Regions from separate parts of the Homo sapiens genome. Here region 2 is linked to region 1. A link is a loop called in an ENCODE intact Hi-C map of the cell type or tissue named here. Cell type or tissue: psoas muscle. All regions are shown on one strand. Links, peaks and the distances in the headings refer to the core of each region. The heading gives the core; the rest is flanking DNA.

Region 1 (2,923 bases), core at 97-2,596:
GTAGAAAAGAACCTGGCTACCTGCTTGAATAATTGGAGAGGAAAAAATTACAGAGATCATCCCTGAAACACTGTAAAGTATGTATAGCTGATATTATTATACCTATTTTAAAGATGGCAGAAAGGAAATGTGGAAGGAGTAAAGTGACTTTGCCAAAGCTTCCATAACTACCTAAGAATATGATCAGGGACCAGGATTATGCCTTCTGGTACAGTGAGAGGAGAGTGAATGCACAAACCCCATGATCGTGATATGTCTGGGGACCTCTGATTTAAGGAGTGGAGAAAGAGAAGTATTGATTGGTAGAAGAAAAATGAAGATGCAAAGAGCACTCATGAGTGGGTGGTCCCAGAGCTCTGAGTAGAGGGTAAGAATCAGAGTCAGGCCTTCCAGAAAATCCCAGTATAAGGTCCTTTACCATCGTTTCCTTTTTGTCCCTTTGCTTAGTACATTATCAACAAGTTTTAGAGGCAAAGAATGGAAAAGGACGTAAAAAGAATATCCAAATAAATATTTCAAAAAGATTAAAATAGAGATGTGGAACATAGGTAACCTAGTGAAGGACAGAACTACTTAACATTCCAAAAATAAATTTGAGTCAGATACAAAGTTGTATAAACTCATAAAGGCTAAAGAAAAAAAAAGTATCATGTTAATATCAATTAGAAATTCTCTCTTCGGCAAAATTGAGTTTTAGTTAACTAGATCAAGTGAATATTTTAAAATCAGTGTAAGAGATTTTTCCTGGACATCTCATTTTGTGTGTTATAGATACTTTTATTAGTTGTAACAGAAAACTCCACTGATGGAAACAGGCCCAAGAATTGAGGAGACATCTTTACATTCTGGTAATCCCAGCTGTGTGACCTAAAGCAAGTCATTTAACCTCTCTGGGCCAAAGGCCTGTTTCATCAATTATGAAGTAAGGAGGTTATGCTAAATGTCCTCTAAGCGTTCTCCCAGCTCTCAAAATCAGTTTTTCTATGAAAATTTTAGTTATTCTCATGGAAGCCCTGACTTAGGTTTTTAGTTTAAAAGATAGGCTCCAGCAGGGGTCACTATAGCCACATCGAGCTTTGAGTCCAATGCTCTTTCATGTTGTAGTTGATTGTGTGCAAATCACAGTTACCCTTTGTCTTGATTTTTCCATCTGAGACATAGACTCTCTTTGTACCTAAATGTAATCCAAATCGATCTTCAAATGTACTCAGCATGTCCATTTCAACTAGGTTTTGTTGTTGCTGTTTTTGTTCTCTGATTCTTTTCATTTATTTATTTATTTATTTTTACGCTGAAATTGGAGATCATTTACTTCCTTTGACTCTGGGGTCCTTCAGAAAAATATATTTTATTTGATTAGCTATGTTTAATTTTTTGCCTCTGAGAACTGTGATGAGTAAGTATATTTCTTTAAATATATGAGATTACATTAAAACAAAACACAAAATTCAGTCCTATCCTGAAGGTTTTTAAAAATTCTATGTACACCTGAAAAATGTATTCAGCTCCTTTAGAACCCCTTTTTGAAAATTCTAGAATTCTTCTAATGGCTTCTACTCCTCCATAGTTAACTTGCTACGTACATGAAGCCAGAATAGACTAGTTCATATATCCAAGAGCAGGGTAAGGATTTCAACGCCAGTTCTAATTTCAATATTACATGTTTTTGCCCTAAAAACTTAGTGACTGTACATACACCATAAAGAATTTGAGGATCACTGTTGATGCTCAAAGGTAGACATTCAGCAAAGTGTTACTCCCGAAAAACCACAGGACTCCCCAGAGTCCTAAGTTTTAAGAGTAAGTCTTGAGTCTTACGTCCTAAGTCTTAGGACTCTTGAGGACTATGATTCAATTTAGGACTACTCCAGAGGGGTTCAGTCTGCCCCAAATGCCCTCCACAAATTCCATATACTATGCAAAACCTAACACTGGTTCAATTGTGCTAGGAGTCAAGGAGAGTTAACTTCTTACACCATGCAGAGCAGTGTTTCTAGTCCTTTGGCCTGGTATATATGCCCCTTTCCCCAAACTACTCTACTTAACCTAGAGTAGTTCTTGTAGGTGTATGGTGTGCAAATGTAATCTCATTGTCCCTTTTTTCTCCTTATAACTACCTGCCTGCTCCTTTGGGAGAGACTGATATTACCCTTTTCAATTGCAGCACTCCTGCTGCTGCTGCCATTTCCAATATTATTGTGTTAAAGTCCTCATCTAGGCAGGTAGTTGGGTTTATTTCTAGTTGTTAGCAAGCGAAGAAAGCCTTCTATACACTCCTTTCACAGTAAGTAGGGGATGGCCTGGTGACAAACACAGTGAAAGTGATGGTGTATGACTGCTGAGACTAGGTCATAAAGGGCATTGCAGCTTCTGCCTTGGTCTCTTGGATTGCTCACTGAGAGCCAGCTGCCATGCCTCAAACAGTGCCATGGAGAAGATCTGAGGCCTCCTGTCAATAGCCAGCACCAATTCGCCAGGCACATTAGTGAGATAGCTTCAAAGCAGATTCTTCCCAAGTGGATTGAGTCTCCTCTCCAGACTTCTTCAGAACAGTCTTTTTTCTACTTATGTATAGCCTCAAACAACCACCTCAGTCTTGATTTTATATAACCAAGTTAGCTGCCATAGCTAACTGATCACGTGTCTTTGAGTCCTAGCCTGTGTAAGGTTTGTATCCCTTGCCTGATCATGTGTGAAAGATGGAGGTACATAGTTCAGACAAGGCTCTGATAAAAGGCAGAAGGTGACTCCCAGGGAAAAGTGTGTGAGCTGAACAGGTCCCTCAAATGGTTTCTATCAATGTCCTGTCCTACTTCTCCCCTACCACTAGTACTTTCTTATCACAGTACTAATACTTAGCGCACTGTAGTCTAATTGCCTGCTTATTTTTAATGTCCGCTCTTTTCTGTAGGCTCCTGAAGGG
Region 2 (2,923 bases), core at 127-2,626, 230 kb after region 1:
AAACTGAAGTGACAGATCATATCTTATTTAGGGATACTTTCTAAATAAGGTTTTCATAATTACTTTTAAAGTGTGAACTACACTACCCTAAAACACCACGTCTAAAATGTTTTCAACTTGACTCAATTTTATCTTTCTGGAGATTTTAAGCATAAAAATCCAGAATGACTTTGGATTCCTTAATGAGGCCAGTACCCAAATGTAGGTTCAAGGTTCAAGAGGGTGTTGCCAGATTTGCAACTATTATGTAACAGTGTAAGTACTAACTGCAGTGTTTTAACAAGTAAACAAAGAGAACTCAGGACTAACTCCAAGTCCCAGTTTTATATATAAGACAGAATTTTATTTAACTCAAAGAAAGTTAATGTAAACCTATCAAACAAAGCCACTGTACACAATATTTATAGGTCACAAAAATCTGTGGACCAGTTACTACAAAAAAAATATATATATATGTATATATACATATATATGTGTATATATATGTATATATGTATATATACATATATATGTGTATATATACGTATATATATACGTATATATGTGTATATATATGTATATATATACGTATATATGTGTATATATATATACACACACAACCAAATTCCTTGTCAAATACTATATAATCACATTGCTTCCATTTGGTTGGTTGGTTGGTTTTGAGACAGAGTCTTGCTGTGTCACCCAGGCTGCAGCGCAGTGGCACGATCTCAGCTCACTGCAACCTCTGCCTCCCAGGTTCCAGCAATTCTCCTGCCTCAGCCTCCCGAGTAGCTGGGATTGCAGGCATGCGTCACCACACCCGGCTTATTTTTGTATTTTTAGTAGAGACGAGGTTTCTCCATGTTGGCCAGGCTAGTCTTGAACTCCCAACCTCAGGTGATCCGCCCACCTGGGCCTCCCAAAGTGCTGGGATGACAGGTGTGAGCCACCGCACCCAGCCCATTCGTTCTAATTCAAATTCAGCTGTCACTTAAAATTTGATATTAGCTTTTATACCTCAAAATGTAATTGAGAATTCAGTGTCCCCAGGTAATTCTGAATTTATGATCTTTCTTTTCTATTGGTTCCAAAACTGCCATCTGGTGGAGAGGAAGAGGGCATGCACCTCTCCGCTCCTTTTTTTTTTTGAGCCTGAGTCTCTCTCTGTCGCCCAGGCTGGAGTGCAGTGGTGCAATCTCGGCTCACTGCAGGCTCTGCCTTCCGGGTTCACGCCATTCTCCTGCCTCAGTCTCCTGAGTAGCTGGGACTACAGGTGCCTGCCACCATGCCCGGCTAATTTTTTGTATTTTTAGTAGAAACGGGGTTTCACCATGTTAGCCAGCATGGTCATGATCTCCTGACTTCTTTCTTGATCCGCCCGCCTCAGCCTCCCAAAGTGCTGAAATTACAGGCATGAGCCACTGTGCCCGGCCTGCTACTTCTAATTTCTTAATTAACTTTATCAGGCTTATTTCCTTCAACTGATGTCAACTTGGCTTTTTAGAACAGTTATTCTCAAAGTATGGTTCTTGGACAAGTACCATCAACATCCCCTGGAAACTGACTAGAAACTGAAATTCTCTGCCCCACCCCAGACCTACTGAACAAGAAACTGTGGGGCCCAGAAATCTGTGTTTAACAAACCCTCCAGGTGGTTATGATGCGTGAAGTTTAAATAAACAACTGTCTTAGATGAGAACTTTATCACTCAGGAACTTTTTGCAATTATCCAATAAAACAAACATGGCCTCACGAAATTAAACAACTACATGAAACTGCTTAAGCAGGAAGAAGACATCACAAAGTAGTGCTTAGTGAAAATTATTATCCCAGAAGTAGGCAAGGTGTGAACAGAGCAGAAAATCAAGTCCAGGAGGCCAATAATTTAGGCATGGGGTGATGAAGAACAGCAGATGTGGAAACAGAAGGGAGTGATATTATTAAGAGTTTTTATAAAGTAAAAACTCAATGGAAAGGAATGTCAAAAATGACTTTAAGATTTCAAGCCAGGACAACCAGGAGAATATAGAAAAGACAGGGAAAGAAGCTAGCTGGTTTGCAGGACGAAATACAAATTCAATTTTTTGAATTTGAATTTGTACTGACATAAGCAGAAATAGTCAACAGAAGAAAGAGACTAGAGGTTGAAAGAAAAGTTAGAACTAAAGGTATATCTTATGCCACATGCATGTACAATCACTGAGACACTGGAATCTCTCAGCTTTCTGTAAGGAATAAATGAGAAGGCTGCAGTTGAAAACTAATTGCCAGAAAGATGCCAACTGTAACTGTGGTATTGGTCAGCAGCATTTTATTTTTGTATTCTATTTATTTATTTATTTTTAGAGACAGGGTCTCACTCTGTCACCCAGGCTGGAGTGCAGTGGTATGATACATGGGCTCAAATGCAGCCTCAATCTCCTGGACTCAAGCCTCCTGAACAGCTAAGACTACAGGCGCACACCACCACACCTGGCTGATTTTTAAATTTTTTGTAGAGAGACAGTCTATGTTGCCCAGGCTGGTCTCAAATTCATGGGCTGTGATCCTCCAGCCTCAGCCACCCAAAGTGCTGGCATTACAGACTTGAGTCACCATGCCCAGCCGAGCAGTTTTAAAACTACTAACATTATCTGGATGGAATGGTAGAGATTAAAAAGAAGAAAAACAGAAAAAAACTACTAACATTTAAAAATCAAGACATTTCACCTAAAACTGCACTTTTTCCAGGTTTTCCAGAAAAATCAGTAATAATGGAAACCCTGGGTCTATATTCTATAAGGGCAACAATGGCTGGGGCTGAGAAGCTGCCTCCTCTCTAGAGCACTCTCTCCAGTTCACCAGTCCCCCATGCTGCCATCTAGCCAGCATCTTTCAATGCTTCCTTCTCAGCCTCTGCATTCAGGCTCATGATTCCTAACACAGAAAACAACCTAAAAGA

What was found. Peaks named below come from ENCODE experiments on the same cell type or tissue, not always from the same donor. Only the 100,000 strongest peaks of a DNase experiment are listed, where the experiment ranks them.
Region 2: a loop joins it to region 1, with 10 times the contacts of the local background. A loop is called at or near these places in 34 of 110 quality-filtered maps.

What each region holds. Positions count from the first base shown.
Region 1 is chr2:190,087,986-190,090,908 of GRCh38, forward strand. It overlaps a transcript of AKAP19 not described here. Among named protein-coding and RNA genes, the nearest start is that of MSTN, 27 kb to the left of the region's middle. In psoas muscle, for the core only: a CTCF peak has its summit at 1,044 (motif pointing right); no DNase peak of the experiment used is centred there.
Region 2 is chr2:190,313,836-190,316,758 of GRCh38, forward strand. The region is part of intron 1 of HIBCH (3-hydroxyisobutyryl-CoA hydrolase); the gene reads right to left. Among named protein-coding and RNA genes, the nearest start is that of HIBCH, 4.5 kb to the right of the region's middle. In psoas muscle, for the core only: a CTCF peak has its summit at 1,087 (motif pointing left); no DNase peak of the experiment used is centred there.